Regions from separate parts of the Homo sapiens genome. Here region 1 is linked to region 2. The links are chromatin loops, found by intact Hi-C in ENCODE. Cell type or tissue: B cell. All regions are shown on one strand. Links, peaks and the distances in the headings refer to the core of each region. The heading gives the core; the rest is flanking DNA. Region 1 has its middle 34 kb from the start of LINC01243. Region 2 has its middle 65 kb from the start of LINC01243.

What was found. A loop is a pair of places that touch in the nucleus more often than their neighbours do. Peaks named below come from ENCODE experiments on the same cell type or tissue, not always from the same donor. Only the 100,000 strongest peaks of a DNase experiment are listed, where the experiment ranks them.
Region 1: it touches region 2 in a loop (2.3-fold over the local background); 1 of 110 quality-filtered maps calls a loop at or near these places.

The regions. Positions count from the first base shown.
Region 1 is chr9:31,344,507-31,349,903 of GRCh38, forward strand. No RefSeq gene overlaps it. Among named protein-coding and RNA genes, the nearest start is that of LINC01243, 34 kb to the right of the region's middle. RefSeq lists enhancers at 2,640-2,709, 2,740-2,799. In B cell, for the core only: no CTCF peak of the experiment used is centred there; a DNase peak (open chromatin) is centred at 2,735; H3K4me3 peaks cover 1,803 bases; H3K27ac peaks cover 2,383 bases.
Region 2 is chr9:31,443,996-31,449,392 of GRCh38, forward strand. No RefSeq gene overlaps it. Among named protein-coding and RNA genes, the nearest start is that of LINC01243, 65 kb to the left of the region's middle. In B cell, for the core only: no CTCF peak of the experiment used is centred there; a DNase peak (open chromatin) is centred at 2,176; H3K27ac peaks cover 1,326 bases.

The DNA.
Region 1 (5,397 bases), core at 272-5,271, 99 kb before region 2:
TGCATTTTATGTGTTCACTCATTGACCTGAATAAAACCTGCAGTTAAAGTTGAAAAGGAGTTGGGAGTATTATTCTTCAACTAGAATAAAAATATTTCTCCTATTATGTTAAAAATTTAATATACATTTTTTACTTTATATTGATTTACTGATTTTTTTTTTTTTTTTTTGAGATGGAGTTTTGCTCTTGTCACCCAGGCTGGAGTGCAATGGCATGATCAGCCTCCCAAGTAGCTGGGATTACAGGAGTGCGCCACCATGCCTGACTAATTTTTGTATTATTGGTAGAGATGGGGTTTCACCATGTTGGCCAGGCTGGTCTCAAACTCCCGACCTCAGGTGATCCACCTGCCTCAGCCTCCCAAAGTGCTGGGATTACAGGCAGGAGCCACTACACCTGGGCTGATTTACTGATTTTTAAAGTCTAAAACAACCATTCATTCACAGAGAGTAAAACACTTAGTTATTATATATCAGCATTTTCATACATTACTACATGAAAACAGGCAATTCTTTAAATTTATTTCAAGTTCATGAGAGATATTGATTAGGGAGTTTATTCTCAAGTAATATTTTCCAGGTTTTATTATCAGGGTTCTATCTTGGATAGCAAGTAGAGAAACATTATCTATACCTCGAATATCTGAAAATTTTTTTCATAGGTTTGCTATTATATATTTTATAAATATTTAATAGAATTTAACAGAAAAGTTATCTATGTCTAAAGATTTTTTTTAATGAGAAAGTTTGAAATGACAGATCCGATTTCTTTAACTGACATGGAATTGTGCAGGTTTTCCATTTCTTCCTGTGTCAGTTTTTTAAAGTTATTTTTCTCAAAGAATTTGCCTATTTTATTTAAGTTATATTATAGACATAAAGTTTCTCATAATATTCTCTTCCTGTTTAAAATATTTTATAATTCATAATAATCCCCTGTTCTCAATCATCTTGTTAGAAATTTTTTTCTCTCTTTTTTTGTTCCTTCTTGCTTTAACCTATTTAGTGAAACAAAATTTGGCTTGTTTCAATGTCCTTTGTGTTAATCCATTTTCTATTTTACTGATTGCTGTTACTTTAGTTATTATATTCATCTTTCTACTTTATTTGCATGTAGTTTGCTCAACTTTTTCTGGAAATCTATGCTTATACTTAAGTGGTTCACTTGTAAACTGCCTATATTTAAGCCTCTTTTTATAAAATCTGACAGTTTTTCTAATGTAATTGGAGTGGTTAGACCATTTATATTTAATATAGTTACCGATGAGGTTGTTTTAAAATATACAAGCTATTGCTATTTCCTTCTGTTTTTTCTTTTTACATTTTTGTCTCTTTTGAGGAACTCAAGTAATTTTTTATTTTGTCAGCACTATTGCATTTCACTTTTCCTATTTTAATGTTTACTTAGCACTTTAAAATACATATGGCTAACTTGAGCTCAGTTTGAATTAATATTTTAATAATCTGTTAACAAGAATAACAATCTTTTGTTATTATTGATATATAAATAAATACCATATTTTATTCTACTTAAGCCATACATCCAAAATTACACAGATCTTTTAATGTTTTATTATAGACTTTTATCTTTATCTATATTAATCTATCATTCTCATACTTTCCTGCAGATTTGTGCTTCTTCCTGAAAACATTTTTCCTTTACCTGAAGAGTAAATTTTGTTTTTTCTATTGTGGGTATGCTGGAGACAAATTTTTTTCAGCTTTCATTTTTCCAGTTATCTATTTATTTTACTTTCATTTATGAAGGATATTTCACTAGATTAAAAACTATTGACTAGATTTTCTTTTCCTTTTTGCTCTTTAAAAATGACATTTTATTGCCTTCTGGTCATCTGGGTTTCATTATCAGTGATGACAATATTTAAGTTTTTAAAAGCATTTTTATGAAGCCTTTATGATATGCTTTGGGTTGGTGCATATGTGTATTTGTGTTGTATTAATCCTGTTTGGGGTTTAATGAGCTTACTGAAATTCATATTAAAGGTTTTACAAATTTAGGAGATTCTTTCATATTGTATCTTCAAAATTTTCTGTGTCTTAATTATCTTTCTGTGTTATTCTCAGTCTCCTAACATGGAAAAATATTTGACATTACCTCAGAAGACTGATACTCTGTTTTAATTTTTTCTTTTATTTATAAATTAATCTATGCTCACTCTATACTTTGTATAGTTTTATTAATGTATCTTAAATTCTCTAAGCCATTTTTTCTTCTGTGACAAGTCTGCTGTTACCCTATCCAAGCAACACTATTTAAGATTTTAAAAAATTCTTAGTTGAAGAAAATACATTTGGTTCTTTTATAAAATTATAAAATTTCTGTGAAAATAATAATCTCCTATTCTCAGCCATCTGTTAAAATGACCAATACTTTCATTGATTTTGTCCACTTTTCTCTCTGATTTTTCTCTTATTTGTAATCATTTTTATAAAGTGTTTTTTCTAACACTTAGGTTGTTTGTTGTTCTGTTCCCATTTTCTTATTTAACTGTTGAATATGAATATTAATTTTACGGTTTTCTGCCCCTTATGTAAATGTTTTTTGTATACCAAATATTGTGTTCAAAAAAAATTGTAATTTGACCAAATACTATTATATTTTTCTCTTTTGATATACATTTACACGCAGGGGACAATACTTTAATCCTTTCAGGGCTGAGCTGAGTTGTTTGGCCTGTTTGTTTTTGCTGCTGAGTGAGTTTCAGTTTCCTTTTAGCTTCCTGTTCTTAAGAATAACATGTGGTTCCGTACATCTAGCAGGATGTTGTGATATAAGTACAGCAGGACTTCAAAGACTTATTTCTGTTTTTCAATCCATCCTCCAGCCTTCAATTCTATTATGCTTTCAGAAAATGTCCTGTAAAAAAGAACTGGCAGGCAGGAAAAACTTAGCTGTATATTTGGGATCCCACATACTCGAATCTATCACATCAGTTCAAATGGTTGCTATCCATTCCGCTGGTTTCTCCTTATCCCATAACAGTCCCTTTAAGTTTGGCAGGCTTGATCCTCTACCCACCCGTGGCCGAGGTTTAACATATGCCTGAGAGAAGGAAGAGATCACTGGTTTCTGTTTTTCTAGAAACTTCTGGTATTTCTCTGGAACATAATCATTAAGAGTCTTTTGAATCACCAGCACTTTTTGCCTTTAAAAACATAGGACTTTTAATTTATCTAGGAAACAATTTCCAAAAAATGGAAACAATTTTTTCTTACGAATTCTACATTCTAGCTAGAGCAGAATATCTGGAGACAAAGAGCTTTAGTTCAGTATAATAGTGATGACTGTTAATGTTTATTGAATACTGCTGGATGTAAAGTTTGACACTAATCACTTTAAATACGGTATCTCACTTAATACTAGAATGTATTTAGTTATCTCATTTTAAATCAAGGAAAAAAGAATCGTAGATGTTAGTATTTTTCTAAATATCAAATGTTGAAAAAGTGTGCCACAATGAGCTTTGAATTCGGATGTAATTTCCTCAAGAGATGACATATTATGTTGGCTTTGCTTGATGTAGACAACATATAGCATAGTGACTTCAATTTGGAACCTACTAAAAAACCTTATGGGGAGAAGATAGTACTACAAAGGCTTGGAGAGGGACAGCTGTTGGTTAGTATTCATGTAAACACACATACACTGCCTCCTGGCACACCTGAGATGGGAGAGCCAACTGTCTTAAAGTTTCAGTGATGCTGAAAGCATTCTCAATGTTCTGATGAGAATAATATCCACTGAATCAGAAATCAAAGAAATCAACCTCACATGCTATAAGCTTTTATCCCCTACAGCTAGACAGGTCAGAGACAGACCAGTGATGGTCAAAAGATGCTGAAAATTAACAATTGATTCTAAGCATTCTACAGATGATTACTAATTTGTGAGTGTTAAAGAAGTATACTGATTTACCTTTTAGAGGTCAGTATTGAAAGTGTGGAAAAAACCTTCCACAGGATCTAAAGATTACAGCAACAATTGAGAGGCACTTTGAAATTTGTCAAAATGGGAGAGGATATAAGCATTTAGTTTGGTAAAATAGATTCAATCCAAACAACTGTGCTATCATTATCAGCATGAAACAATGTAATAATCTGAATAAGAAGGCTCTGTTTTAAAAAACAGTTGCTAAAGTGTTATGATAACCTCAGAAATATCCCAAGAGGAATGAAACTCTAAACAGAAAACAGGAATTCAAATATTTTTCTCTGAATCGATATTTTATAGTGGGAGAATGATACTTCTCCAAATTGACATTCAGATTTTCAAACTAAAATGTTAATCTTTATCTTTCTGTCATTCATTATCTCTTCTCTGAGCCAAACTCATAAAGACAAAGGTAACATATGTTAGAAATGGAAATGATCATTTGGGCAATGCGTACAATATCCTGCAGCTCCAGTAAAATTATTTCAGTTTTAGTTGTTTTTCTCACATTGGTGTAAATCCTCCCAGGGTGGGGAGAATGGAAAGCATATTACTTCAAATCTTCAAGAAGATCTTCTTTAAACTAAGACAATTTGCACACACATTGTTTCATAAGTGGGAGCTGAACATTTTTACACATGGACACGAACATGGGAACAATAAACACTGGGGGCTACTGGGGTTGGGGGAAGAAAGGGGAGGGTTGAGGGTTGAAAAACTACCTATTGCATATATACTCACTACCTGAGTGATGGAATCATTCATATCCCAAGCCTCAGTGTCACACAACATACTCATGTAACAAACCTGCACACGCAACCCCTGAACCTAAAATAAAAGTTAAAATAAATTGGACTATAAACTTCTCATTTTAATTATAAACCAATTCCAATTTATTTATTTCCCAATTTGCTGTTAGTATTTACTTAGTAACTGTGATGAACCAAAATATAAACATTTTACACTAAAAATTATACAGCAAATATGAGTTGACTTAACCACTATGTCCTTAAGTTCCCCTTTATCCAGTCTTCTATTCCACTATCTGTTTCAATAATGTCAAGATCCTCCAGCTGTGTTTCTTCATTCCTGCCAATATGAGACGTGTAACTTATGTTTAAGTAACAATTTCAATGAATGAACTATTTCTTACAATAGCAAGGAATGTACTACTCCTGGCTTTCAAATTATGATGTAAAGCAATTCTAGTCATTGATCCGCAGGGACAAGGATAGAGATGGTGCCTTATCTTATGAACCCTGTTTGTGAGCTCCCTAACTTAGGGGAGGTTCTTACAGACTCTCTGGGCCAGGGGAGGCTGATGTCACCCTGACAAAAAGGAGGAAACTGCACTTTCTATCCTGTAAAGTCAGAGAGAATCCAGTGTTTAGAGATTTTTCAGGTTTTTCTGCCAAAATGGCTATACTCGAGGTCATAAAATCCCA
Region 2 (5,397 bases), core at 199-5,198:
TGCTTGCTCAAATCAATCACTACCCTTTCATGTGAAATCTTTAGTGTTGTGAGCCCTTAAAAGGGACAGTAATTGTACACTCGGGGAGCTGGGATTTTAAGGCAGTAGCTTGCCAATGCTCCCAGCTGAACAAAGCCCTTCCTTCTACAACTCAGTGTCTGAGAGGTTTTGTCTGTGGCTCGTCCTGCTACAATATAGTTAGCACTTTATAGTTAGCACTATAAAGCATTATATAGTTAGTACTTTATGGTCATTTTCATTTCTCTTGGGTAGGTTCCTGTAAGTGGTATTGCTGAGTCATATAGTACTTTATAGTACTAAATACTATAAAGAAAAAGAAAATGTTTCTTAAATACTATAAAGAAGCACCGTCTATAAAAGAAAAATGTGTTATATCAGACTTGGTAAAAACTAAAAACATTTATACTTCAAAGGGCACCTTTAAGAAAATCGAAAGACAAGATACAACCTGGGAGAAAGTACTTCCAAATCCTAATTTTGACAAAGGACTTGTATTCAAAATGTATTCTGATTATTATTATTATTATTATTATTATTATTATTATTATTATTATTTTTAAAGCCATACCTCTACAGTAAGCTTACTTTCTTTTATTATTATTATTATACTTTAAGTTCCAGGGTACATGTGCAGAGCGTGCAGGTTTGTTACATAGGTATACAGGTGCCATGGTGGTTTGCTGCACCCATCAACCCGTCATCTACATTAGGTATTTCTCCTAATGCTATCCCTCCCCTAGTCCCCCAACCCCCAACAGGCCCTGGTGCACGATGTTCCCCTCCCTGTGTCCATGTGTTTGTTCTCATTGTTCAACTCCCACTTATGAGTGAGAACATGCAGTGTTTGGTTTTCTGTTCTAGTGTTACTTTGCTGAGAGTGATGGTTTCCAGCTTCATCCATGTCCCAGCAAAGGACATAAACTCAATAACCAGAAGACAAATGGCCCACTTTAAAAATGGGCTTAAGTTTTCAATAGAAATTTCAGGATGGTCACAGTGGTTCCATGGGTACAATCCCAGCACTTTAGGAGACAGGCAGGAGATTCACTTAAGGCCAGGTATTCCAGACCAGCCTGGGCAACATACTGAGACCCCATTTCTACAAAAAAATTAAAAGTTAGCCAAAAATAGTGCCTCATATCTATAGCCCTAGCTTCTCAGGAAGCTGAGGCAGGATAATTGCTTGAGCCCACAAATTTGATGCTGCAGTGAGCTATGATTGAACCACTGTACTCCAGCCTGGGTGAGAGAACAAGACCTTGTCTCAAAAAACAAACAAATAAAAAAAAACAGACATTTCAACAAAAAGATGTACATCGACCAATTAGCATGGAAAAAGACACTCAGCATCATAATTAGGAGAATGCAGATTAAAACAAAAATGTCATACTACATAACACCCACTAGAATGGTTCTAAAAAAAAAAGACGGACACCAATACATGTACATCCTTATACATTACAGGAGGGAAAGTAAAATGGTATAGTGGCTTTGTAAAATGGTTTTTAAAACTTAAATGTAAATGTAAAGCATGACTCAGCAATACCACTTACAGGAATCTGCCCAAGAGAAATGAAAATACATGCCCACACAAAGACTTCTATGTGATGTTTATAGCAGCCCAATCCATAATACACCAAAACTGAAAACAAACACCTATCAACCAGCAAGTGAAGAGGAAGATATGGTACATCCATACAGTGGAATAACAATTCAATGATAAAAAGAAGCAAAGTACTGATACCTGCCACACAGATGACCCTCAACAAAATTATACTATTAAAAATAATCCAGGCACAAAAAAACCCTCTCACATATTTTATGATTGAATGTATATGAATTGTGCATTAAAAAATCTGAAAGTAGATTGGTGGTTGCCTGCAACTGAAGTTGGCTATACGAAGTACTTGGGAAAGAAACAAGGGATGTTTTTGGAATGATGAAAATATTTTAAAATTGGGTTGTTGTGATGGTTATACAACCCTATATTTTTACTAAAAACTGTATTGTATGCCTAAGACAAGTACATTTTATATGATGTAAATTATGTTTGAGTAAATCTGTTTAAACAAAATGAAGCTTGCAGAGGCCTCTTCCTCTTTCACTGTTGTTACCATAGTTACTTGCTGGTATCAGGTCCTCTGAATTTTCCAGTGAGTACTCATTCGCATCTTCTGTGTTCCTGTGCTCTTGAATTGTTGAAGTTCCTCTTTCTCCACCCTACCACCTATGCACTGCTGGTAGACCTGGATTCTTTCCTTGTGGTGCCTAGATTTCTATGTTGCTTTATTTCGCACCCTCCTTTCATCGTTCCTGGAGAATCCTTGTCATGTCGCTTCATAAACGGTGTTCTACATGAAATATTTATTTTCCTATCCTAGATACCCTGCTTGTTTTTCTTAGGGGATTTGAAGAGAGGACTAATTTAAAGCTGCACTGCTATTATTATCCTTCCCCATAAGGGAGTCTGAATTACTTTAAGTCATAAGGGAAAAATTATGCCAACAACCAGAGTCAACATACCTGTTAGGGTTCATGATGCCAGACAGGCCTGTAGTACAGAGATGCACAGTGTTGTTATGGATGTCAAGTGAAGGAATCAGAAAATAGTTACACAGATATTAATGACAAAGTTCCACAGTTCCTTTACAGATAAACAGACATGCTTGCATGTCTGTACATTATCACTGTAGAAGCCTTCATACCAACTGAATAATTCCTACCCATTTTTAAGGCCTAATATAGAATCTACCTTTGTGTCCAGAAAAACCTTCTCTGATCCACAAAATGTGAGTTAGCTAGGCCTATATTTACAGTCTTCCTTTTTAAAATTATCAAATTTATTGTAAGTTGCTGTTTACTTATCTCTTTCTTCCACTAAAGTGTAAGTGATAAGAAGCCAGTGGCTATGTTAATCTTATTTATCTTTTTAAACCTAGCAGCTCAACATATGTTTATTGAATTACTTAACCATCTAATTATTTCTTTATTACTGAGTCTCAATATATGTAAATCTCATATGTCTTCATTTTAATTATATTCTGTATGGTTATTTTTGCCTTTAACATTTTGTGGCTCTATTTTTTGCTTTATAATTTTATATAAACTTCTGGTTTGTATTTTCAACTTATTATTTTCTATATTTTCTTCATTCTTTGAATGTCCATAGCATTTTGACTGTATCTCTCTTTTAATATTTATTTTATTCCTTCTTGTATAATTGTTGTCTGTTTCTCTCATGCTAGCTACTAAATTTTAAACCATCTGTGGAAACAATTGGGACTTTCTAACTCTAGCCTCCTTGCTATATTTTACATAAAAATAGGGTACCATCTGCAACTGATTGATTTAGAATGATTTAGGCTTATTGATGATATAACATGTGCTAAGCTTGTGCTAAACATGCAGGCACAGTGTAGATATGCTATCGATTGCTTGATCTATATTACAAAATATGAGGAAACCACTGGGTAACAGTTTAAAGTCTTGACTTTTTCCAATTATAGAAATCAGAAAACCTATTATGAAATAAATCTTCTGATTTATCATGTCCATTTATTTTTAACTCAATAATCTTTTATCTGAGTTCTATGCCTTGGAAAAGCAGAGTAAGACTTTAAGATAATAAGAGTAAACTATTTAATTATTAGGCAAAAAAAACCCAAAATAAAACCATTCACCATTTCTCTCTAATATGAATAAATCCACTCAAAGGTATGCTTTTTACTCCCTAAGAAACTACCCAGAGATACATAAATGCATCCACTGATGCTCACTTAAAAATCACTTACTAAATACTGTGTAATACATTAAACCTCTTTACATATTTTATCTTAGGGCCTCAAGTTTATATCAGTCAAGTTTTTTCATCTGGTAAATATATATACCCTCACTGAAATTTTCTTGCCATATTTAATGTGTGGTAGGACTATTTCATTGCTTACTTTAGCCTAATTGTGCATTGTATCTTCCAAGCTTTACTGATACTCCTTAGATGAATAATAAGATGCTCTACTTGCATACTTGGAAAGTATTGGTCATTAATTTTATAATTATTTTTTTCTAGTCAGAACAAAACAAGAAAATTTCTCCCAATTCAGTTTATATAGATGTTACAAAACTCATTCCAAAATTTGACAGTAATAGGAAAAAATAAAAATGTATAGTCCTGTATTATTTATAAAATAGATGCAAGAATCCTAAATTGAACGCAACAAATACAATTCAGGAATGTATTAATTAACTACTAAATCAAAATACTTAACAGGGACTTATTCCGGAAAAAATACAAATAACTAAACCTTAAGAAAAATACACACATAACGTATACACATGAGGTTTATTCACATGCATATATCTGTAAGTTGTTTATTAATTCTCATATATTGACAATAAAGTTAACCTGAAAGCATATAATACAGTAGCATAGGTGGAAAAAGTTGAGAAAAACATTAACTAAAATAGTATATCCTTCAAATACATCTTAAAATACAGACAGATAACTTAGAAAATGACTTATTCTATACCTTGAAGAGACTATGTGAAAATGTCTTACAAAGTATTCTGAAAACTACTAATAGCCAAGTATAAAAATTGACAATGGCAATGAACTGAATATTTATAAAAAAATTAAAATAAAATAATACCATGCTAAAATTTACACTGTGTAGGATTAAAGACATTCTAAATAATGTTATCATTGTTATTCCATACTGGGAAAGTGATAATTCAATCAAATCTTTCAGCCTGACTCATTTTCAGTTATTGGCTTAAAGATGTTTCACCCACAGATGAAATTTTCCTTAAAGTTTATATTTAATGAGTACCTTGAACCAGAGAAAATAGTTGAGTCAATAAAACATTAATATGTGAATTTTAGTTCTAAATATGGGATTTTAAGAAGAGAAAATAAACCAAGTGGAAATTATCACAGTCTTGGCAATTGAAAACGAGAGAGATGGAATATAGGTAGCAAGCCCTCGATTATTAGAATAAAGCAAAAAGGGGACTATAAGAATGCTGAGCCCTTCCCAGATGCTGATCTCACCCTTCCACCTGGGAAAGAGGTGGTCAGACAGCCCAGACAGCTCCTCATAGTCCCAGGACAGCCATTAGCATCATTCATGCATGCTACTAGCCACATCTCTTTGATAGGATGCACCAGATAGGATGCACATCAACTAACTTCTGAATATAGTTCTGAAAAACTAACTTCTGAAAAACAGTGACTTGAATTGCTTTCTGTTTTGTCTGCTGCAACTCAGCTATTTTTCACTTTTTTTTTTTTTTGAGACAGGGTCTCACTCTGCTGCCCAGGCTGAAGGACGAAGTGCAGTGGCGTGATCATAGCTAACTGCAGCCTCAAATGTCTGGGCT